Linked DNA regions of Mus musculus: regions 1 and 2 are each linked to region 3. Evidence: chromatin loops called from intact Hi-C (ENCODE). Cell type or tissue: heart. All regions are shown on one strand.

What was found. Hi-C counts contacts between places; a loop is a spot of excess contacts. Peaks named below come from ENCODE experiments on the same cell type or tissue, not always from the same donor. Only the 100,000 strongest peaks of a DNase experiment are listed, where the experiment ranks them.
Region 1: a loop joins it to region 3, with 9 times the contacts of the local background. A loop is called at or near these places in 10 of 42 quality-filtered maps.
Region 2: it touches region 3 in a loop (2.0-fold over the local background); 4 of 42 quality-filtered maps call a loop at or near these places.

Annotation. Positions count from the first base shown.
Region 1 is chr6:51,358,457-51,366,456 of GRCm38, reverse strand. No RefSeq gene overlaps it. Among named protein-coding and RNA genes, the nearest start is that of Gm6559, 17 kb to the left of the region's middle. In heart, a CTCF peak has its summit at 3,729 (motif pointing right); DNase peaks (open chromatin) are centred at 3,386 and 3,726; H3K4me3 peaks cover 618 bases; H3K27ac peaks cover 422 bases.
Region 2 is chr6:51,330,279-51,338,278 of GRCm38, reverse strand. No RefSeq gene overlaps it. Among named protein-coding and RNA genes, the nearest start is that of Gm32479, 25 kb to the right of the region's middle. In heart, no CTCF peak of the experiment used is centred here; DNase peaks (open chromatin) are centred at 2,718, 4,138 and 5,278; H3K27ac peaks cover 3,126 bases.
Region 3 is chr6:51,267,009-51,275,008 of GRCm38, reverse strand. Gm38821 reads left to right here. Exons shown (of 4, transcript XM_011241556.1): 2 at 3,599-3,802; 3 at 4,057-4,729. Mir148a (microRNA 148a) reads left to right here and starts at 5,099; the gene lies at 5,099-5,197. In heart, a CTCF peak has its summit at 4,245; a DNase peak (open chromatin) is centred at 3,978; H3K4me3 peaks cover 2,346 bases; H3K27ac peaks cover 1,926 bases; H3K27me3 peaks cover 403 bases.

The DNA.
Region 1 (8,000 bases), 91 kb before region 3:
CTGGAAACCGAACTCGGAGCCCCTGTAAGAGCAATGCACATTCTTAACCCCTGAGCCATTTCTGCAGTCTGCCAGCAGCGCTGCTAAGTCTTATGGAGCCACTGAGAGGACCAGATGGGACTAGAATGGTGGGAACAGCCAACTCCATTTCCTCTACTCTGACTGAGAGAGGATTTCATGGGATCTTCCAGTAACTCTTGACACCCTCAATTGAATAATTTCATTTATGTGGGGCGTTCATCATCTCCCCTACAATCCTGCCCTTTGCATTCCTTTCTTCTCATTATTAGAGGTTGTGGCTGTCTTTGTTCCCCTGGAACTCTTATGCTGTGTGCCCATAGTCCTTTCGAGGTGTTGATATCAGTGACTCCTCCCTTCCAGCAGACGCCAGCCACTTGCAACTCCATCAGTATAGTTTTGTTATAAGTTCACTTGGGTCAGAGCATGTTTGTTCCATGTTCACCATGACAACTGGCTCACTGAGGGAGCCATGGAGACGGACATCGCTGAGATGATAGGGAGAGCCCTATTTAGTCAGAACTTATACCGAGCCTAGGGGAAAGCCACTGGGGGTGGCAGAGGGGTTAGGACAAAGTGTAATGATTTCTATATTTGAAAACACATTAATGAAGCCTGGTGAGATGGCTCAGTGGATGGTGGCACTGCTCACGATTCCTGACAACTTGAGTTTGATATCTGGGCCCCACAGGGTGAAAGAATAGAAGAGAACTGATTCTTACAAGTGGTCCTTTGACCGCACATGTATGTTACACACACACACACACACACACACACACACACACACACACACACACACTGTAACAAAACTGATGAAACACCACAATAAAACTCATTCATTTGTATGTTAACTTAAAAAGCAATTAATAATAAAATGATAATAAGAATAAGAGTCAGCTTATACGGGGCCAAATTGGCAGTCGCCATCATCCTAAATCTATATCATTTTTTGGTTGCCTTAATTACCTCATCAATGACCCTCCTTGTACCAATTTTCTAGCCATTGAGTTTTGCTGTGTCTCTGGGTAGTGGTGCTTGAACTAGTGTGACCTACTCCTCTGAGTGTCTGAGACTTAGGGCAGTGTTGGTTATGGTATAAAATCAATCCCTGTACCAAAAAGGGCACATTTCCCTCCCTGACTGCTCATGAGAAGATGCTCTGGGCTTGTGGAGAAGTCCTCCTACCCTAGGAAGTGCACAGCCCAGTGGGCTAGGGAACTGTAAACATTTTCTCCACTGTGTCTCAGGATCCCTGGAGCTGCTTTTGCCCTCTTCCCACCTCCCTCAGTGGCAGGTGGTGCCAGGAGGTGGTTGTTTACCTCTGAGATGAAGGGCAAGGGGGGGGTGTGTCCTGAGGTGGCCACTGAAGCCCATCTGAGCTGATGGGTGAGAGAATGGTGGCCCTTTGTGCGCTGGGATCTGATTGGATGCATTCATCTCCTTGGGAGACAAATGAAATTAATCCTCTCTCCAGATGGCAGCAAAGTGACAGGAGCGCGGAGATTAAAAGAGATTGTGAGGTTATATGGGTGACAGCAGCCATCAATCGGGTTATGAAACCCAGCACCACGCTCCCTACAAAGGTAAATGGCCCGTCTCAGCTTTGCAAGCCTGATAGGTTCAGGTCCTGAGGAAAAACCTTTCCCTGTGACTTGCCTCCTATCTGACTCCTTTAAATTTCAAATGTCCACTTTTAAGGCTACTTTTTAACCACCCGTTACAGGCAGCTTTTAGATCGAATCTTTGTGATACTGTCATTTTTTCTCTTTGTTTATGTAAATAAAGACCCTGCAGCTACTAGGTTCCTGGAGAAGTTGAGTCTGGCTTTGACACATCCAGGCCAGTTCCCCAGGGCTCTTTCTTACCACCAGCATCAGTGTTTTAGGAGGGAAGAGAAAGGAACAGGATGATCGGCCCACAGGGTAGCTATTCTGCAGTCACACTGTCACAAGGGCGAGCACTGGAGCTGCGTGGCCCTTCAGAGTTGGCCTTTTTGGGGGGAAAGCAGTAGGTCTTATTAGCCACTTATTGCTGTGGGCTGCCCCCCAGGAAGGAGACATGGCCTAGGGCAAGGTGACCTCCCCCAGGCAGGAAGTAGGGGCCAGACAGCCTACGATTTTTCCTGGAGGTGAGTCCTGAATGGGAGATCTGGGTGGCACAACACAGCATCCATGACAGACACAACACAGCATCCATGACAGACACAACACAGCATCCATGACAGACACTTAGCTGAGGCTCTGGGGATAAGCCATGCTTTCGATCTGTCCCCAGACTCCACCAGGACATCAGGAAGCGGTGACTTCTCCGTCTCCTTCATAAATAGTATTTTGTTCTTCCCAACACTTTTGGTTTTTTCCTTTATCCTTTTCGGTATAGGGGATCGAATCCAGGGCCTTCCACAGTACTTCCACAGGTACTGTGCTACTGGATCATGCTTACTGATCTTCTTTTAGCCGTTTCTCTCATGGTTCTCTGAGTTGTCACCATCCTTCAGAGATAGCACCCATGGGAGGGACTTCCCAGTCTATCTGCAAATCCTTTCTCTGTGAATATGTCCCCATCTGAAGCACTTTGTCCCCATTTTGAAGCATTCCTACTCTGAATTTTTTTTTTTAAAAGATGTACTTATTGCTTTTGTAGAGGACGCAGGTTCAATTTTCAGCATCCATATGGAGTCTCACCATCCCAAACCATCCATTCATTCTGTTCCAGGGGATGCTATACTTCTTCTGACTTCTGCCAGCACCAGACATGCATGCAGTGCACATACATATATGCTGGCAAAATAGTTGTCACATAAATGAACTAAATCTAGAGTTTTTGGAAGATTTATTTTTTATATTTAATTACATGTATGAGGGGGTCTGTGCCTACGACTACAGTGACTCTGGAGGTCAACAGAGGGCCTCGGACCCTCTGGAGCTAGAGTTCTAGTTGGTTGAACTGCCCATGGGTGCTGGAACCTGAACTCAGGCCCTCTGAAAGAGCCGCAGGCAATCTTAACTGTTGAGCCAGCTTTCTATTCCCTCTTGAGAGTTTAATTTGAAGTGAGTCTACCTCATTTCCTCAGGTTGTCTAAAATCTCTCTGAGGGCGGAGGGCCTATAACTCTTCTTTGAATGAATTGTTAGAACCGTCACATCAGTAAGTCCTAATGGGCTCTCAGATTGGGCATTGGCAGTTTCTGTTCCCTGTGGCACAACATCGCCTTTTACAAGGCAAAGATTTTAGTCAGTTTTCTGTTCAAGGCTGCTCCCGAATTCCCGTGAAAAATCAAAACTGTATCACTGGAGGTTCTAACTCCCTCCTTGGCACTCAGCACACTCCCCATCCCTTCTGCTTTTGGGCTCTCATACTGGCCCCGCCCCTTGCCCACAAACCACGCCCACAGATTCTCCTCCGCCTTCCAACTCAGGCAGCCCTCTCTTATTCTTCTCTGCTTCTTTTCTCAGCGCTCCTCACGGGTTCCACCTGTGCTTGACATTCTATTTTAATTATCTGTTTGTTTCCCCGTTTGCAGTGAAGATCCCCGTAAGTCAAAGACCTTGTCCGTCTTCATTGTTTAGCATACTACCTTCAGCGCTAGAACACTACACACTGCCTGGCACAGAGCAAGCCCTAAACACTGTCTGGTGGTGTCTGCATCTTGGGCTAGGGAAGTGGGAAGTCTCAAGACGACTACCATCCCGCCCTCCAGGCTTGTTCCTCCTCCGGCCAGCAGGGGGCTCTTTCAATTCAGAAGAGCAGCTTAGTGGTTCACCTGAAATTCTGCCTCATACAATCAGACCCCCCTCCCCCACTTTCTCCTAATTTGACTGTGCCAACTCAGGCAAATATTGAACTTTGTGTTAAAAAGCACGTTTTACTTTTTATAGGTAGTCCTCCAAGGACTTTTTGATTTTGGTTGTGGAGGGGTGTAAGGTTTGCTGTTAGAACCTCCACTTTTTTTTTTTTTCCCATTCACCCAACAAAATCAGCTACAGAAGTAAAACATGGGTGGAACAACCACGCAGTGGCGGGGAAGCTTCATGTCAACGCTTAAGTCCAGCAAATGAAGCAGCTGACTGAATGAGGCCAGTCGGCAATAACGTGTATTTAGCCACTGGGAAGGGAGTTGCTCCCACCCCCTCCCTCCCCCCTTTCCAACAACAATAATCTGGCAATATTACATTGCTATATATAACTTCTTTTGGAAAATATACACTTCCCTTAAAATAGGGTGGTTTTAAAGTTTGTATCAATTTAGAAATTGTAAAGTCCCCACTGGAAGAAATTGCTAGTGCGTTTGAATGGACTTATTGTCTGTTGGCCCTTTCCTTTAGGGTAGAGTCTGGCAGGAGCGCCAGCTTCCCTGCCAAGACAAAAAGAGCTATATCTACCGCTTATGCTCACTCGGTCAACACAAAGCAACCTCAGTTTGGCAACCCTCAGCGGTTGTTGGGAAGGCCCAGGTATCGTCGTTAAGCCATTAATACGGTGTATGTGCTGTTACACACGTCTATTTCTGTATAAATGCTTCTTCATTCTGTACCCAGGAAAATCTGCCTCCCTGGTCAGGCAGCCGTTTCCTGGAAAAACCACAGTAGCCTTCTGTGAGTGAACTGTAGTGAATGCATTCTCACAGAGAATGAGGCAGAGGAGCAGGGTGTGGAAGGCTGCTTGTCGGGCCTGAGAGCGTTGCTCTGTACAGTGGAGCTAGCCAGGTACTGTCAGGGTGCCTAAAAACACAGTCATTGAAATCTTATAAACTGTTCTGAATTGTAAACCAGCCAATCCAGATTTGTTTGTTTATTTCTGATAAAAAGGACTAACTCTAGGGAGGAGAAAATGAACCTGGTGGTTTGAGTGAACTGAAGCAGGCCACCGCCAACGGCAGGCACTGATGAAGAGGACTCTTTGGACAGGAGGGCTTCATAACCGCTGTGGCAGACAGACGGTATGCACAGTCAGTGACCAATACCCGTGAGCAATGTTTTCAGAGATCCTTGTTAGGTAGGACACGCCAGTAACAAAAATCTCGGAGAACTTAGGACACCACACGGGGGACACTGCACATTCAAGAGAGGCTTGCGACATTCCAGAACACACTACAAATTACCATGACCTCCATTCATCTCCATCTGGAAGTAGCCGCCACCAAAAAACCCCCATTTTCAAAAATAAAATGGGCTGAAGTTTGGGTATATCTGATCTCTAGGTAGAACACCACAAGCTATCTCAAGGTGTTTATATGCTGCGGCTCTCCTGAGCACAAAGTCAGTGGTCTGTCAGTGTACTTGAGAAAAAAAAAATTAAATGGTCTGGGAAGGTGGCTCAGTGGATGCTGGAGGATTTAACTATCCCCAGTATCCCTGTAGAAGCTGCTAGTGGTGGTAACTCTAAAACTGGGGAGGAACAGACAGGTGGCTCTGTGGGGTTTGCTGACCTAGTCGAGCTGAATCAGTGAGCTCTGGGTTCTGAGAGTGACCCTGTCTCAAAATAAGGCAGAGCGAGAAGGAGGAAGAAAGAGTCCACCTCTGGCTTCCACATGCACACACACGTGTACACATGTGTATATGTACACATGCACAGTATTAAATCACAGGCCACTCATTTCCTAAAGTGTCTACTGAGCACCTACTGTGGGTAAGGCACAGATTTGAATACTTGAGTTACTCAAGAGAACGAGGCGACGTGACATCTATGTATGCTGCTGCCATATAATAGATACTGGGGTGGGTGTCTGCAGTGAGGGCATGTGACATGTCGAGGGCACTCAGAGGAATGTGAGAAGACTACAGAACCATTTCTGGTGTGTGTGTGTGTGTGTGTGTGTGTGTGTGTGTGTGTGTATGTGTGGCTCCTGTGTGACAAGCAGAACTTGAGGACCCGGAGACAGCTGCTGGCCTGGGGCTGAATACATGAGAAGCCAGTTTAACTCCACACATCATCTTCCCCACACATAATGCCATGTCTGTCAAGTCTTCCGGGATATTTCTCTAGATTAGCGTATCTGTTAGTACAGAGGTCATTTCTTCTGGTGGAAATGAGTGAAGAAACAGTGTGCATTTTCTGCCGTGGGGGGTACTTCTTACACACGTGGCAGTTGTCACTCAGACTTATATGGACCCTTTTATAGACGTGGCACAGCCCTGATCCAAGGACAGAGAGCTCCAGGGACTTCTTGATTCTGTACTGCTAACTCTTGTGATGATTCTCCTGTGTGGTGAGGGAAACTGAGGACTGAATACTGTCCCCCTGCCCTTTCAGCTGTTGGAGAAAATGCTGACGCATCTTGACGAAGGAGAAAAAGCGGCTTAAGTAAGAACAATGAGCAGTGTTAGTTTGCAATACTCTGGAACTCAAAAGCCTTGAGTTCCCTGGTATCCTACACAGATCCGGCTTCTGGGAATGAAACTTCTGAATACCAAGTTCCTAAGAGGCTGTTAATGTTCCTGTGAGATACAAGCTCCCATGGGTACAACCAGGTCTAGAGTGGATCCACAGTGCCACCCTGAATCCTATTTTACATAAAATGTCAAGGAAGTAAGACAGGGCATATTGAGTCCACGCCAGGAATAGATGACTACCTCATAGTTACAAACAAGCTTGTCTCAGACTTGGAGGTAAAACGGTAGGCAGACAGTCTTGAAGATGCAGGCACACAGACAGGAGCATTGGCAACAGAACAGGGCTTGACTCCCACGGGATACTTTATGAATTTTCTGATGCCAAGGATGACTTTATAGATGGCTTAGTACTCCTGTTCAGCTGCTGCCTAAGGCCCCGCGGTGACAAACCAAACTGTTGTTAATCTTTGCCACTGGTCCCTGGACCGTGTGGTTTTGGATACCATTTCGCGGTACAGAATCTCATCAATCAGAAAACAAGAACACTCAACTTTGCTGGATCCTTTATCTGTTTCCAAACAGCTGCCTCCTGCATGCCTTTGCTGTTGTTTTCAAGGTTGCCCACCCCTTCCTTCTTCATCAGTTGTGTAGCAGTGAGCTGCTCACACCTCATTGTTCCCTAAATCTCCTATGCACAGTCCCAGACTTACCTGGGACACATGACTTTATACATCTCTTTGCTAAAGTTCCCTGCAACAGCGATTTGCATTCCTGGTGCCTTTCCTTTGGGATGGGTTCGAACCATCCATTCCACATTCTCTGGCTGGTGAAAGCCACAGAAAGAAACGCGTCCATAGCCTGTCTTTCCTTAAGCTCAACTAACAGTGGAGTTAGGATCTTAGAAAGAATCATGAAATGTTCTTCCAAAAAAATAACATCCAGGCTTCAGTTCATTTTCTGTGAGAGAATTAGATGCCACTTTTGCTGAAGGGCATAAAATCCACATCTTCTTCTTCTCCTCTAAAGGATCTATTGCTCTTAAAGCTGTCTAGGTCTTGGATGGAAGGCATTCCTGCAGGGCTCAGTTCCAATAGTTTCTTTCCCCAGCTATTAGCACCAGTTGGTTTCTCCTTTCTTTAAACCTATTTATCATTTGTGTAAATATAGTATTGGGGGAGCTTCCTGGATTAGATCATTTCTCGGCCTCTCAGTGCCCTTGGCGTTAATAGCACTTTTCTGCCAAGGCTTAGTGAGACATTAACACAATGGCTTTTGCCATTCTGATTCTGCTCAGAGGTCTGTAGTGTCCCTTAACTGCTGTTGAGACGAGATATAATTGTTTTTCTTGGCTTTGTTCCAGTAAAACACCATCTTCTTTCTCTTTGGGGGTGACCAGATTTTCTTTGTTCTGAATGGCAAATTGTCATTCACAAACACTTACTTTTGCCTCATCTGTTGCAAGGCTGACTGGACTAGGTTCTAGGGCTACCAAGCAAGTCATGGGCCCATTGTCTTCCCATCCAGCTCAGAGGATGTCTCCCTGAGAAATAGATCCTTTAGAGGAGAAGAAGAAGATGTGGATTTTATGCCCTTCAGCAAAAGTGGCATCTAATTCTCTCACAGAAAATGAACTGAAGCCTGGCTGTTATTT
Region 2 (8,000 bases), 63 kb before region 3:
GTGTATGACCGTGTCTGGGTTCGGAATGTGAATTTCACCAAAACGCCTCTCTGATGCTTTCTAGCACCTATTCAGCAGTCTGTATCACTGTCTAGCATGGCCTTTTGGATGCACACCCCTCTTCATGGAGATCTGGAAAGCTCTTTTCTTATAATCCTTGTCTTAATGTTAATGCAAGATCAGTGATATCGGAGAGATCTATGGAGTAAAGGAAGGGAATGGGGCGCAGAGGTCCCGTGGCCTTTCTGGGCCATCTCTATCCAGAACATCAGCCAGTACTCCGGCACAGAAACTTCCTGACCTTCATTCAGAAGTTTTTAATCAGTGTTCTCTACATAAGTAAGATTAATCAAATCATGGGCCACTGGTGCCTGAACTCAGTCTCCAGCCTGGTTCCCCTTCTGGAAGTTAGGAGTTGGCTGAACATTTCATTTCTTCAGGGACATGGTTGGCCAGCCCTTCCCTTAAAACAAGGGCCCATGTTCTCATTCTCTTTGTACTGCTATGACAAAACGCTGCAGACTTGATCATTTATAAGGATGGAGATTTCTTTCTTGTAGTTCTGGAGACTGCAAAGTCCAAGGTCAGGATTGTTGCCGATGCAGTGCACATGAGCCTTCACTCAGCTTCCAGGAGCCCCTTGCTGTTGTGGCTTCTGGGTGGGACCAGCCCTGTGTCTTTTTGCAGGAAACAAAAGAATCTGGCTCATTCCTTCAAGTCCCTTTGCCTGGTTGCTAATTTTACTCCAGAGCATTCCACTTAGTCAGGATGGCTCTGCCTCTTAATAAGGACACAGTGAGTTTTAGATTCTAACATACGAGTTTTGGAGGGACACATATATTCAAACCATTCACCTTCTAAGAGCCATCTTGCTAGCTAGTGTACCTTGTAACGTGATGTCTACGTGTGTGTGTGTGTGTGTGTGTGTGTGTTATGTGCAGTCATTCATGCATGTACACATGTATGGGTATAGGTCACAGGCTGTTGTTTGTCTTCTGGAGTCATTCTGCAACTTAATTTTTGAGACAGGGTGTCTCACTGAACCCAGAGTCTTCAGTTGGTTAGACTGGCTGCAAGCTTTGGGGGGATCCTTCTGTTTCTGTTACCAGTCCTTCATTTTATGTTAGTGTTTGGATCTGAACCCAGGTCCTCAAGTTTCTATAGCAAACACTTTACTGATTGAGCCATGTCCCCAGTACTCGGCCATAAAGTGTTCTTTATGTAGCATACAAAGATGCTCCTGGGGCTGAAGAGATGGCTTGGTTGTTAAGGGCACATGGTGCTCTTCCTGAAGATTTGAGTTGTTTCAAGTACCCATATCAGGCTCACTGTGCTCACAAATCACACACACACACACACACACACACACACACACACACACAACTTAAAAGCTACAAAAAAACAGCAGGGAAGAAGCCCTTATTACCTAGGAGGCTCCAAGAGTTTTAGTTTTCCTGTTCTGGAACCAAGACAAAAACTGAATGTACTTTTACTCCACTCGAACCCCCAGCTGATTCTGGGGCCTGTGGCCACAGACTGAGAGCTACCATGTGAGAGGATGCTGATAATGCCTGAAAATTCCAGGAAATAGCACCACTGTGGAGAGCAAAATTTCTGTTTGCAATGTAGACTGTTCTCGGGACTGTGCTATGATGTCTTTCCTTCCAGTAAGATCCTTCCAGGACAGCAGTAGTATACCTCTCTGTTCCCACTGAGCCCCTCTTCTTGTTACTCTATTGCGTGGTGCTCATTTGTAGAATTCTCTTTAGCTCTTGGCATGTTTGTGATGCTTCTTAATTCTTACGTGCATCTCTCTGGCTCATTCCTCCAGATGCCTGCAAATCCTGCTGAACAGTTCTTTAATGGACTTTGATGCAAAATTTAACATCCTTAGAGCATATGCTGAAATGAAACTCTCAATAAATATTTAATGGAAAAACGTGAAGGCATAGATGCTGGTCGAATACAGATGCAAAGTGCAAATGGCCTGTGTGCAATTTGGACTTAATTTCTCACCAATCACCTGTGTGAATCCAACACTAAGGCTAAATTCCTCAACATGAGCTAGAGAGTTTGGAATGAATGTCCAAGCAGAAAAATCTCTGCCCTGGAATGACCACAATTAACTATTGGTAGCCAACCTTTGTAAGGAGGGAATGAAGTCCTGGGTCAGTATGCATTATTTCACATGGACATGACCCATGTCAAGGACCCCAGTGCCTCAGACCCACGGGAATGAGAAAACCGAGCTTGGGTGAAGATCAGAGGGAGGGCAAAGCCCTCCTCAGGGCCCAGCTGTAAATGCTAACTGTGTGTGCAGAAAATGTCCACTAAGGCTTTCTCCCTATGGAAGTTTAGAACCTGAAGAGATTGCTCCTCCAAAGGCTGCTCCTACGGAGATTAGCCACCCACCTCCATGTTTACTTTCGTGTAATAATCCCACCTCCTGGTTCAGCTGTATGCAATAACTCTGCTTCCCAGTCCAATTGTATATACTATACACTCTAGGGTGCCCTGGCTTCTCCGACAGAGAGCCCAGCCATGCAATCTCAGCCTTCTGTGTCTGTCCTTTGTTCATTCCCCTTTGCCTTGAGTTAGCGTTCCAGAAACCAAGCCATGCAAGGACAGGGCAACCTTTGGAGACAATGTGGCAGGCGTGATACAGTGACGTGAGTGGTCAGCTTGGAGCCAGAGGGTCAGGACTCCTAGCCACAGTCTGCAGAAACAGAGGGACTGGAGAGTAAGCAGCCTGCTGATGTTGTCATCCACTGCTCCTCTGTCCACAGAGCCGCCTGAGAGAACGGAGTGTGCTGGATACTGTACTGTGTAATCCATGCATTATCTCATGTGGCTGGCCCAGCACTCTAGACTGCATAGTCATCTTCCCAATATATACATTTAAAGATGAAGAAAAGTCTCCCCTCTGTACTCTCCTTTGCAACCACACCCTTTGGTCTTTAGGTCTTCTTCCCAGGGTTCCCGACTTCTGAAGGCATTTATGATTTATGGCCTCTGCAATCTCAGGGGTGCACAAATGGGAAAGCAACCCAAATGTAATTTCGGAGACGGAAGAGTGGTGAGAGATATTGAATTCACCCGATTCCCCTCCTTGGGTGTGGCTGGGGCTCTTCCAGATGTCCCCTGTCACCACTCTAGGCCTCTTTACTTTGGCTTGCAGCATGCCTGGGGCATGCTGGGAGATCCATAGTGTTTGTAGAGACCGCTGACTCTGAAGTGGCCACTCAGACACTAATAACAGAAGCAGGGAGCTGGGGAGATGGCTCCTCGGGTAAAGAGCTTCCTGGGCAAGCTCGGGGACCTGAGATCTGATCCCCGACATCCACTTAAGAAGCAGTGTGTGGTGACGCATGTCTGCAATCCCTGGGCTGGGAAGGCAGAAGGAGGAGGGTTTAGGGGCTTGAGCTCTAGTTAGTCTACCCCAACGGTGAGCTCCAGTTTCCCTGAGAGACCCCATCTCGAAAAGTAAAACTGAAGGTGATTTAAGACACCTGAGACACACACACACACACACACACACACACACACACACACACACACACACGCACAGCAGGATCATTCATGGTCTCTGTCTTGTGTCTGTGTGAACCTGACACTCTCTCTCCATGGGGATCCTGAGATTTCCATTTCTACATCTGACTAACCAATGGGAGCTGGGAGCAGTAACTGCAAACACAGAACAGCCAAAACAAACAGCAAGCAAGCAAGCAAGCAACAAGCAAGCAAGCAAGCAAACAAACAAACAAACCTATGTGTACTGGGAGTAGGAAGGGAAGGGAGCCGGGCAGAAAATATCCCTGCATTTGTTAGAAGGAACTTAGTGCCTTCTTCCGGAGCTGATGTAAATTCTGCTGTTCACAGCACAAAGGCATTTCTTTCCACTTCTTGCTTGCTGTAAGCAAGGTTAGAGACCAGAGCTGAAAATGCCTTAGTGTTAAACTACTGCCTGACACAATGAAACAAAGGCAGTGTTTAGCTCTCCCTTTTCAACATAGGAGCATCTGTTGCTATGTTAAAAAAAAACAAATGCTGTGGGAAGCCTAGTCCCAAGGGGACAGTTTGGATAGTGGGCTCCGCTCCTCCCGCCCCCAGAACAAGACCAGCCAACAACAACAGGAGCCTGACAGCTGGAATCCATTCTGGATGTCTACACTGAGCATTCACCCGTGATTAGATTTGTTTCCACAATGGTCCCAAACTCATAACATGCACTTAAAATCAAGACCCCCTTCCCAATCCCCTTAAATAAAACCTAGTCTGTGAGTCATTACTCTTTATCCAGTTCAAACTTGGTGGCTTGAAGAAGCAACCACTAAGTGCAACATGAGCCCAGCAGTGAAGTCTCCGAGGCGGGCTCACACACCACAGCCTCTGATAAACATCGAGAAGTGGGCGTTGGGATGGGAGGTTCTTGAGGAAGAGCTCTAATTGTGTAAATGTTCATACTCTTTGGCCCTGGATGTAATCAAGTGATCTTTGTGCCTTCCAGATTTTTTTTTCTTTTTTGTTAATCAAGGTGATGTGGATGATTTTTTTAACTTACATTTTAAAAACTTACATTTCATTGATTTATTGTGTGTGGTGGAGGAGGGCTCATGCACACATGTGTGCACGCGTGGAGGTCAGAGAACAACATGTGGGTGTTGGCTTTTTCCTCCCACCACGTGGGGTCTGGGGCTCAGACTCAGGTCACCCAACAGGCTTGACGGTCATTTCCCATACCCACTGAGCCATCTCACCAACTCCAGGTTAAATTTGACATAAAGTCACAGTAAGAATGATTTTGCTTTCCCAGGGCCACTCAGGTCACATTCAGGAGAGGGGACATATGGGACAAGGAGTAAGAACACCTCCACAGGGAAGGTGGATGGAGCGGTGGATGGTAAGGTCTTTCAGGTTTAGAAGAGCAGGTTCCTGCACAGAACTGAGTTTTGCCCCAGGCTTGTCCTGCTGCTGAGAAATCAGAGATCCCGTCTCTGCACAGACACGGGGGAAATAGAAACTGTACATTTGCTCCGGGGCTTTTCCTCAACTCTCCGAGCCTGGATAAACACAGAACTGCATTTCTTGGACTCAGACCCATCTGGAGTAAGGAAGCGTCCTGCTGCATTGGCTAGACATCAACCAGCGGCCACAGGCGAACGAGCAAAAAGAATGGCCTCTTATCCACGGTGGGAAAGAAATGGTGTGCAGGATTCGAGGTCACTCCACAGTGCTGGGAACACGCCAGTCAATCCGGGCGAAAGCCTCTCCTGCTTTTCCTGTCATACTACCTCTGTAGGCCAAATGTCACCGTTTAGAACCAGCCTGAAATCTTACTTGAAAGCCAAGAAGACAGATGCTAAGTGGATCCTTGTGTTTTGCCAAATCCAGATTGCTTCACAGCTTGTCCTTGTGATGTTCCCACCACTGACTGGACTCCTCTGGGGCTTTCAGTGAAGCGAGGAGAGTCACCGGATCATCATGGTTGTTAGGGCAAGAAAAGGCAGAAAAGGTAGGAGACTGACGGAAACATCGAGACTTCACGGCTGACAGATCATAGGTAGGTCTCATCAAAGGAGAAGTTTAAGTCCAAATCACATAGCCCAGTGGGACCACCACTTTGGTGGGCTCCCATGTGTGGAGCCTGCTCTGCACCATGGCATCGGTATCCTCACAGTCCAGGCTGGCACTGTTGCAGGGGGGCAGAGCACACGGGCTGCTAGAGGATCCCTGCATACTTTATCTACTATAATGTTGTTAGTTGCAAGTTGCATCAACAACCCTGCGGCCCCAGACACTGCTCAGGGAGCACCAATGCAGCCGCGAGTGTGGCCTAATCACTCATTTGGTGCCAGGCTCTGTGCTGTTTGAGGAACCCTGAACTTTTCCCAGCAGCTTACAAAGTTGGATCTTACACACAAGTACACCAAGGCGAGTTGAGGAGAGGCTGCCTGCCCCGCGTCTGAGACCATACTGACTCCAGGCCTCATACACTAAGTATGAAGAGGTGTCTCCTGTCCTTGGCAATGTGTACAGACTGCAAGGTGGTGTCCTCAGTTCCCCTATGCTGGGCATTTCTGTTCCTTGGCACCATTGAAGGGGCTACACAGATCTAGGGCTACCCCAGGATCAGACTACTCAATGGGTCTTCAGGAGCTACACCCCCTGTGAAGGACAGACTTTTGAAGCCACTGGACTGGAAATTCAGGAGGTGGGGTCCAGGCATGGATAGATTGTTTCTAAATAGCTGTCAAATAGCAGATCCCCCATTCCGCTGCTCAAGAGCATAAACTGGAAGTGGGGGTCACTGGCCAGTCTTGGCACGAGTCACAGAATGTCCTCTGGAATTCTTGTGAATAAGGCCAAGGGCTCGAAGGCTGCAGTGTTGGGCTTATGAAGGCAGAGGAAGAGCTTTCTGAGCTATGGGAGTCACAGTCTCCTCAACAGCTCGCCGCACCTGAGCAGAGAGCAAGGGCAGAGAGGCCGAGAGAGGCTGGGCTCACAGAGGCCCGGGAACATTCCTCTATTCTTTTTCTCTAAAGCTCCAACGTGAGGGGGGCTCCAGGCTTTCCAACCTCGGAAGAGCAATGTTACTAACAAACTCTGAGTAATTTAAGCCTGAGAAGCCAGTGGACGCAGGAGGAGTCAGTGGACATGAGGACGGGAGAGGGCTCGCACTCACACACTCCATATCCTCACTTGTTCTGGACCCTTGTGTTGAAGAGTGAGTGGATAAAATAATGGATTTCATTATGACATTTTCATCCCTTTGCACTGTCCTTAGCTCGTCTTAGCCTTCTCATTTCTATTTCCCCCTTAAGCTTTCAGAAGGTCTTTCCTTTAGTCGACAAAGCACAAAAGAATCAAGTTTTTAAATGAGTATTACAATTCATAACTAAAACACTAGCGGAGAACATTTCCACAGGACTCAGAAAACGCAAAGCAGCGTTTGCGATGATGCCCATGACAAAAGTATAGCAGAAACACAAATATCATCCGCGTGGCTTAGCAGAAAGTATACCTTAGATATTAAGCCCGAGTGACTCCTTAAAAGCAGAAACTGGGCTTTTCCAGTTCCTATCAGTGTGGAGATAGAGACACTTTGTGGGTACCAAGGCAGCTCAGTAGAGGGAAAGACTCACCTGGGAAAGAACTGGATCTAGCCCAACTCCTGTGGAAAGTTCTAGAGTACTATAAAGACAAAGTTACTTATACAGACATCAGCAGGTTAGGGACCGGAGTTTCAATAAGGCAGGTGTTGCTGCAGTATAGTCTTCGTGGTGGGGTCCTCTTCTTTGCAACTGGAGCCATCAGCTGGTCTTCCGAGTAACGACTCATCATGAAGAATTAGCTCTGGTTGACTCTGACTCCATCATCTATTCTTTAGGTCTGAAATACCTTTGAGCAGGCAGGACACTGATGGGAGCTGGCTTTAGGCACCACTGTCTCTCTTCTGCATCAGCACAGTAGCTTTGCTGCATCGTGTACAGTTTCTTGTTGTGCAGTGCTGGGAATCGAACCCAGCTTACTAGGTAAGTGCTCCTCCACCGAGCTCCAGAAAGCTCTGCTTTTCAGCTGCACCTGGCTTGTTTCCTTTTCTAAGTCTGCTCATCTCACTGACTACCAGGGTTGGCTGCTCTGTTCCCATCTTGATATCACCTCCTTTTTCCTTCCCTCCCCTGCCCCCAGACACTGTTCACTCTCTAGCAAGTTGCTCATTTGTCAGCTCTTGCTGCAGTATAACCTGGGTGTTCTTCCTCCTGTGGTGGAAAGCTCTGCCTGAATGAATAATCAGTTTCCAGATCAGAGGCTCGGGGGTGGGGGGTGGAGGTGAGGTGAGACAGGGCACAGAGTCTGATGCTCTAGTGTTGTTCCTGGGTATCCTTTACCTCTCGAGGGTCAGACTGAGGCTTCTTGATGCAGACATCCTATATCTCCTCCCTGTCCCGTGGCTGAGAGCTGTGTGGTATAAGCAACCCGGAGATTTTGACTCTGTACTT
Region 3 (8,000 bases):
TAAACCCATTTTAATTACTCCATCTACCAGATGCTACAGGGCGCAGCCAGAGTTTCCTTTCCAGGTGATACTGGACAGTCACCTTAGAGCGCTTGCTCTGTGACAACTACTGTGTAGTGCTTACTATACAGATTATGTTTAGCACGATGCTAAACATTTACATATTTTATCTCACAACACTCTAATAGGGATTATTACCATTACCTTGAATGTAGCAGGCGATCCAAAGATATTTGCATCCTTTATTCATTTCTTTTCCTTTTCCTTTTCCTTTTCCTCCTCCTCCTCCTCCTTCTTCTCCTCTTTTCTCTTCCTTCCTTCCTTTCTCTCTCTCTCTCTCTCTCTCTCTCTCTCTCTCTCTCTCTCTCTCTCTCTCTCTCTCTCTTTCATTTTGATAGGGTCTCATTTTATAGCCCTGGCTGGCCTCACACTCACAGAAACCCTCCTGCTGGGTCTAAGGGCAGTGGTACCACAGCCACAGGTGTTTGCATCCTTATCCCAGGGGAGCGTGATTATGTCATGTTACTTGTTATATGACATAGGAAATATAAGGTTGCAAATAAATATAAGTTTAAGGTTGACCTTAAAATAGAAAATATAAGGTTGCAAATAGATGTAAGTTTGATATTTGGTTGACCTTAAAATGTGGAGATTATCCACAATGTCCCTATCTGGGTTCAACATGATCTCCAGGGTAAAGGAACTGGAGTAGAGGAGTCGGTGTCAGAGGGCTGAGACATGGGGAAGAGTTGTCTCCATTGCCGGCCACACACTGAGGAAATGTGAGCAGCCTCTAACTGATTGGGATTCACTCCAGGAGTTCTTAGAAGGAAATAGAGTGAGTACTGCAGATATCTCCATGTACTGCAGATATCTCCATGTTAGCTCAATAATGGCTGCGAGCCCCGATGGTGGCTAACATGGTGATGTCAAGAGAATCTTGAGTTACGGGGGATGACTCTTAATTATCCAGGTGACCCGATCCCAGCATAAGCACAAAGTTCCTTCCTTTAAAGACTCAGGAGGGTCAGAGTGGGAGAAGAAACGATAAAAACAGAGATCAGAACTCTGTACCACCCAGCCTTGCAATGGATCCAAGAGGCATTCTGGAAAGATAAATAGGTGGGTTGTCCTTGGAGGGAGTGAGTCCTGACCCTTTTCTTACACAGCAAAACCCACTTTGGTCCTCTAGTACCAGTTCTTGTAAGATACAAAGTAGTGCTACTTCAAGCCTATACATTTGTGTGCTTTCAATAGGCCACAGAAGACCAACTTACTTAGTTTAGAGCCAATGTAGACCTAGCTGGTGATGAAGATGAGATTTCCCAGAGCCCATTTCCTGGGTCACTGGGACACACTCCTGCATAGATGGAGGTTCCCATGACATGCATATCCACAAGTGCAAACCTCTCCTTAGTCAGCACCACTATGACACATCTGCGCCCCAATGAATACAAAGCCACTAGTGTATTTTATGTGATAGGTTTCACGTTGCTAGGTTGTTTCCAGTGTTTGTTTCAATGGTACAAAACGCAAGCGATGGACTTCTTTTTAAGTAATAGTGTTTTTTTTTTTTTAAAGAGACACTCATAGAATGAGAGAAGCTGGATAAAAAAAGAGTGTACTGTGAAAAATAGCCAAAGCATCCTCCAAAAAGATTGCAATGAAACGTAATTTAAAACAAAGACAACTAGAATTGGAATGAGTTGCTTCTGCTTCTACAACGCTCTTGGTATTAATCCATTTTCATATCTAAGATCCACACTCAACATAATTATGCTCTTGTCTTTAGCTATATTATCCCTTTCTTCTGTAGAATCGTAGTTAGAGAGGGGATTCAGAAATCACCTCAAGCGACCTTTTACCTTCAAGTTACAGGTAGAAGCCGAGAGGCTGGTGAGAGTGAACAGATTTACCTGGGCTCATCTAGTGGGAATGCCTGGAGGACCCACATGCCCCACTCAGGTTCAGAGCCTACCTCCATCAGCTGCAGGGGTCACCAAGGTAGCCCCTAGGCAGATGCTTATTCATCTGTTCTCCCCTTTGAAATTACGCGAGAAATCTGCTGTCTTTTTAAACAGAGGCATATTGGGGGACAGAAGGATAATACGAGGCCAGATAGCCAATACTAAAAGATAAACTCTATGCTTGTCCAAGCAAGCCTATTTTCTTTTGCTCAGTGTGAAATGCGGCAAACCTATGGCTGAGAATAATTCCAGATCGCCTAGTGTTTTACATAAGAGTTCTCACATGAATGGATAACAGGGCATCTGCGATTGTCACCTTTTGTTTTTCCTAACTTGGTTCTGGTACACCTCATGAGCTTGGCCTCTGATGTCCACAAACGCGTAGGCCAACCCCCTCCCTGTCCACGAAGCAAACAATGAAATAGGAAAACGCATTGCCATTCTCTGACTGACCTCAATCGCTGAGGGTGGACCCGGCGCGTTACATCAGCTGGCTGGCTCCATTACACTGCCCTGCGCTGTGCTTGAGCTACTGAAATATTGATTTTTTTTTTAACAGAGCGGCGCGCACACACACTGAAAAAAAAAGAAAAATCAATATTCCAGCTCACACAACAGAACCTGCGGCAGAGCCCGGACCAACTCTGAGGCCCAGAGAGCACCGCTGACAGACCTTGGCAGAGCAGGGGGGTGGGAGGCTCTAGGAGACAATGCCTGGTGGAGCCCCCCACCCCCACACCCGGAAGGGTCAGATAAACACGCAAGTGTGCAAGTGGAAAGATCCCTAAGGATAAACAGTTGGAAGGAGCAAGGATTTATCTTTCCATAGGGGGATGGGGGAGAAGGGACGAGTAAATTAAGAAGACAGGAGGGGAAGAAGTTTCCAGGTAAGAATCTTCCCATGAAAATGTACCTTTCATTTTCCGTATCATCCAGCCACACTTAAGATGGAAAAAAGAAATGATACAGACGTTTTATCACAAAGAAAAACCAGGCCTGTTCTGAGAAATATCTGTGTTTTAAAAGATGCAGCTCGGTGGCCAGAGGCTGTGGTTTTCACCATAACCTGGGCTCTACCTGTACATTGACATTGCTGTCTTCTCTTTGGGGAGGGTGGAGGGAAGGAAGCCATCTAGTCATGTGGCCTCTCATCAATCCCTTTCTTCTACAAAGCACGCCTTCCTTCATGCCCTCCTCCATGCGTGCTTGGGGAACCACTGACAGATCGTGGATATGGACAATTCTGAGCACCTTGAGTTATACCTCCTTCGGATGCAGGAGACCTTGACTCCAGGTTCCACGCTCCACCCCCCCCCCACGCCCTCCACCCCCGTGCCTAATGTCCAGCAGGGGTCAGGACAGACAGACCGACCTTTGGGTTTGTCCCTGTAGGCGGTACAAAAGAAATTGCTATTTTTGATACTTTCAGGTAGCTGTTGGCCTTTTCTTACTTACAGTGGGCAATGGGCAGCTAATTCAAAAGGATGGCTTTTTAACTTTGATGAATTCTTGATTTAGCTTTGTTCTAGAATTCTCTTACCGAGAATTCCTCTCTCAGTTCTTGTAACACTCAGCCCCGGGGGAGGAGCCAAAGTGTCCTCCTCAAGGTTTCCATTTCTCACTCTGCTTAGGTGGCAGCCTCGTCTTCCCCAACCCAGCAGAGACCCAGACCCGAACTGGGCTCTGGCCTGGCCTAGCGGAAGGGGCTGCGGGCAAAGCTGTGTTCAGCGTCTTGCACACGGGCAGGATGGAGACCACGTCTACCCAGCCTGCCCACAAAGGGCTGAACCCAGAGGCCGGGTGGAGCCGGACTAGGAGCCAGGTGACCACCTGGAGTGCCGCACCCCGCCCGGCTCAGGCTCCGCCCCCACCCCGCCCCTCTGCCTGCCGGCTCCGCCCCCTTCCTCCTGGGGCCCCTTCGTCGTTTATTTGCATAAGGAGGCGGTTCCCCGCCCCGCCCAGCGCGCACGTGACCCTGAGGAGGCGGAGGGAACCTGCTGACTTGACACGAGCCGTTTTGCGGCTCCCCTTGGCGCGGAATAGCAAGAGCAGCCGTGACCTCCGACCCCGCCCGCCGGCAGCCAATAAGAGCGCAGGTCGTCTCCAAACCCAAAATTTCCACGTCGGCAAAAGTCAAGATGGAAGGGAGCGGAGCGGAGCGCCCACTGGAAGCCTAGCTCAGCGGCCCGGGGCGCAGAGGGCCGGGCTGCGGCGTGCGGGGGGCCTTTGGGAGGGCGGCCAGGCCAGACAGGCCGATGCAACCCCCGGCCGCAGCTTCGGAGCTCTGGCCCCGCGTTCTGTCGGCCACGCGCACCAACCGGGCAGGATGGGGACTGCGCTCTGCGGACCTGTTGCACGCGCGCAACAGCTGCTTGCGCGCAGTGTGTGGGGAGGCGTGCGGGACCCCGCACGGTGGTCCGGGCTGGATGGGCTAGGGGCGCCGGGCCTGTGTCGTGGACTGCATGCAGATCGGCTGCGGAGGCGCTGCCTCAGCAGGCAGAGGGAAACCGGGAGAGTGGGTGGGTGGCACCGAGGGGCCAGGGCTGCGTGGACGCGGATTCCCAGACTGTGCGCGGGCAGCTGGATAACCGGAGTAGTGTGGTGAGAATGGCTGGGGGAAGGGGAGGCCGCGAAAAGCCTGGCTTTCCCGGGACGTCCCATCTGCGGGGAAACTGGCTTGTGTTCGCCGGCTTTGACTCCCTGCTCCAGGAATTCGTTCTCATGAGGTCCTCCCCGCCCTCACCAACTTTCCAGATGGAAAGGTAAAAAGTTACCGCAACTTAGATTGAGTGAATTAGCTTCTTGCCAAAGTTTAGTAACAGGACCGGAGGAGGTGGGGGCTGGACCGGCAATGGATTCTTGTGTAGAGTAGGTAGGAAGGAGGGGGCATTGTGTGATTCCACTGGTCCGTTTGCTGTGACATTGCCACCAGAGTCTCTTAGGACACCCTTTCTACTGGATTTTTACTCCTGCTGACTGTGGCAGTAATTTTCCATAATTAACTATCCGTACCACTATTGGTCTCATCCTGGACTAAATTGCTTCTAATGAGTTATTCTTCTTTGCCTTCACTGGGGGCGAGGCGGGATGGCAGGGAGCACACCTGCAGGACGAAACTTCCAGAGGAAGACAGCCAGTTTGGTCTTTTGAGACAAAGTTCTGAGACACTCCGACTCTGAGTATGATAGAAGTCAGTGCACTACAGAACTTTGTCTCTAGAGGCTGTGGTCGCCGCCTCCCCGCAAGGGCCCTGGACGCCAAGCTGGTGGCCCTGTTGGCCACGTCGTTGCACCTTTCCTTTGGGGGAAGGGCAGCCCAGAGGGGGCACAAGGGCTTTGTGAAGAACCTGAAAAACTCCTTTAAAGTCAATGGGTTAGATCACATAAAGTAACTACCCCCCCCCATTTTTCTTCTTACCCTGGTGGACTGATTGCATATTTTTCAAGGTTATTTTTAAAATACTAAAATAGTCTGGCTTCACTTATTGAGCAAGGAGAGAAGGACCACAAGTTTATTGATGAGTGTGTTGGTATGTTCAAACTGTACCCTAAGAGAAGGAAATGCACTTGTGCCAAAGCCACAGGTAATGTGCCTTTTACTCAAATGCCCTGTTAGATAAATGAACCTGCAAGGATTGGGTTTGGATTTAGTTTCAGTTCTGAGTTTGATTTAGGCCCATCTCATTTTCCTTTTTTCTTTTCTTTTTTTTTTTTTGGGGGGGGGGTTGTTAATGGAAAGGAAGTACCTTTTCTAAGAAGGCATTTTGACAGTCATTTATGAGGTCAGTGTTTATACTTTGGAGCTGTGAGATACTGTACAGAGAAACTGCTCTCCTGGACCCTAATGGAATGTGGGTTGTGGCTGGCAGTTGCAGTTAATAGTGCGCTCTACAGTGGGCAGTGACTGGCATTGAACTGTATCCTGCTCCCGGGTCATTGCCCTATTTTGATGTTTATGGGTGTGGCTGGAGAGCGAATAGAGTCAAGGGATTACAAAACCGTCATTAACAAAGGCGCTAACCTGACACATGTATGTCAAGCTGTGACACCTAGTGATGAGCAAAAAGGAATGAAGCCTTCTTTGTTGCTTAGGGACAGCTCAGTCCTGGCAACGTTTGTAGAATGCTTCAGAAGCCCCGAGGTCTCCTGGAGTGTGACTCTGGGAAGTCTTGATCTAAAAAATGAAAATCCACCGCCTTTACTTCTGAGCACATTCCTATTGGAGTAGAGATAATGGGGAAGGGCCAATGGGAAAGTATTGGAGGAAGGACTTGCCAGTTGGCGGCACCTGTCTGGACCCCTAGCCAGGCGCTCTTCTGAGATTGTTAGCTACACCCAGTCTCCTTTCTTCCCACCAGTGACTGTTGAGCTTCATTGCTTCAACTCTCTGCCCAAAAGGTAGCTTAATCTTATTTTTGCAGTTGAATAAAGTGATCCAAATTCGGGTTCTTTTTGTTTTCATTTAAGATATAAGGTAAGCTTCCTGGTGAGGAGGGTTTCTTTCCTGATTTTTGTGAATGAATGTGTTCACAAAATACTATGAAACTACTAATTCTCACAATAGGCAGAACCAACTTTGTATGAGAATGCAGTGGCCCTTTGAGCAGATAAGGTGAAGTATCTGGGAGAGTAGCCATCCATGCAAAGGATTAGGTCAGGACTCTACCTTCAAGAAAGAGCCAGGTTTGGAATCCCTCACTTGGGTTCACCTGGTTTGACCTCATTATAAAAATGATTTGGTGAAAACTCTTGCTTTGGCCATGAGCGGGTTAAAGGGCCAGCCAGGAAGGAAGGCTTTGTGGCTTATCCTAGTGGTGTGCATGCTGGGAGTAGGGTCGAGGAAAACCAGCAGGCTGGGTGTGCTCTGAAGCTGGCATACTCCCACTGACTTTAGATATTGAGCAACCAGAGCCTTGTTACCAACTGAGCATCAGGTGTTAGATGCCAGGGTACAGCTGTGAGCAAAATCGGCTGACATCCGGTTCATTCTGGAGTCCATTCTCATGTTAGCGGTTGGCAATGCCACCATCATCAGGAAGGGTGTTAAGCATGACTGGGAAGAGGGAACAGCCTTTGGGGAAGGCTATGTGTTATTTTAACCCAGCTTGCTGAACCAGAGGGTACTGTCACCAGCACCCCAATTTGCATGGCCCAGGGCCTTCTTCATTTCCAGTAAAATAACTGAAGATGCAGCTGAATTGTATGTCATGGACACCAGTTGCCTGTCAGTACTGAACAAGCGTTTTTATTCGCAAATGCAAAGGTTGGCAACTGTGGGCATGGTTCTGGAAGATACCCACAGAGTGAGGAATTAGAGCATTGTGCCACTGGACCTCAGGGTTTTTTGTTGATAAACTCCAGGATTTTGGGTAACCTTGAATTAAAAAAAAAAGTTCTAGAAGCTCCCTGTGTACTCAGATATTCCTTAAGGACTTTTAAACTTACTTTAATTACCTGTCTGTGGGTATATGCACATGATTATTAATGCCCTAGGAGGCCAGAAGCATGGGTTCCCCCTGGACCTGAAATTACAAGCAGTTGTAAATTTCCCAACATGGGTGACAGGAACTGAAAAGAGCAGTGTCTTAGTTAGGATTTCATTGTTGTGAAGAGACACCACAACCAAGGGACAACATTTAATTGGGACCAGCTTACAAGTTCAGAGGTTCAGTCCATTATCATCAAGGCAGGAGCATGGCAGTGTCCAGGCTGGCATGGTGCAGGAGCTGAGAGTTCTACATCTTCATCTGAAGGCTGCTAAGAGAAGACTGGCTTCCAGGCAGCTAGAACTAGGATCTTAAAGCCCCTACCCACAGTGACACACTTCTTCCAACAAGGCCACACCTACCCCAATGAGGCCACACCTTCAAATGATGCCACTCCCTGAGCCAAGTGTATTCAAACCACCACAAGCAGCATGTGCTTTTAGCCACTGAACCATCTCTCCAGCCTCTCAGAAACTCAGTCGTCGGGAGCATAGTGGATACTCTTGTCTTGGGATTTCCAGGAGCCACGGGTGTGTTACCATTAAGTC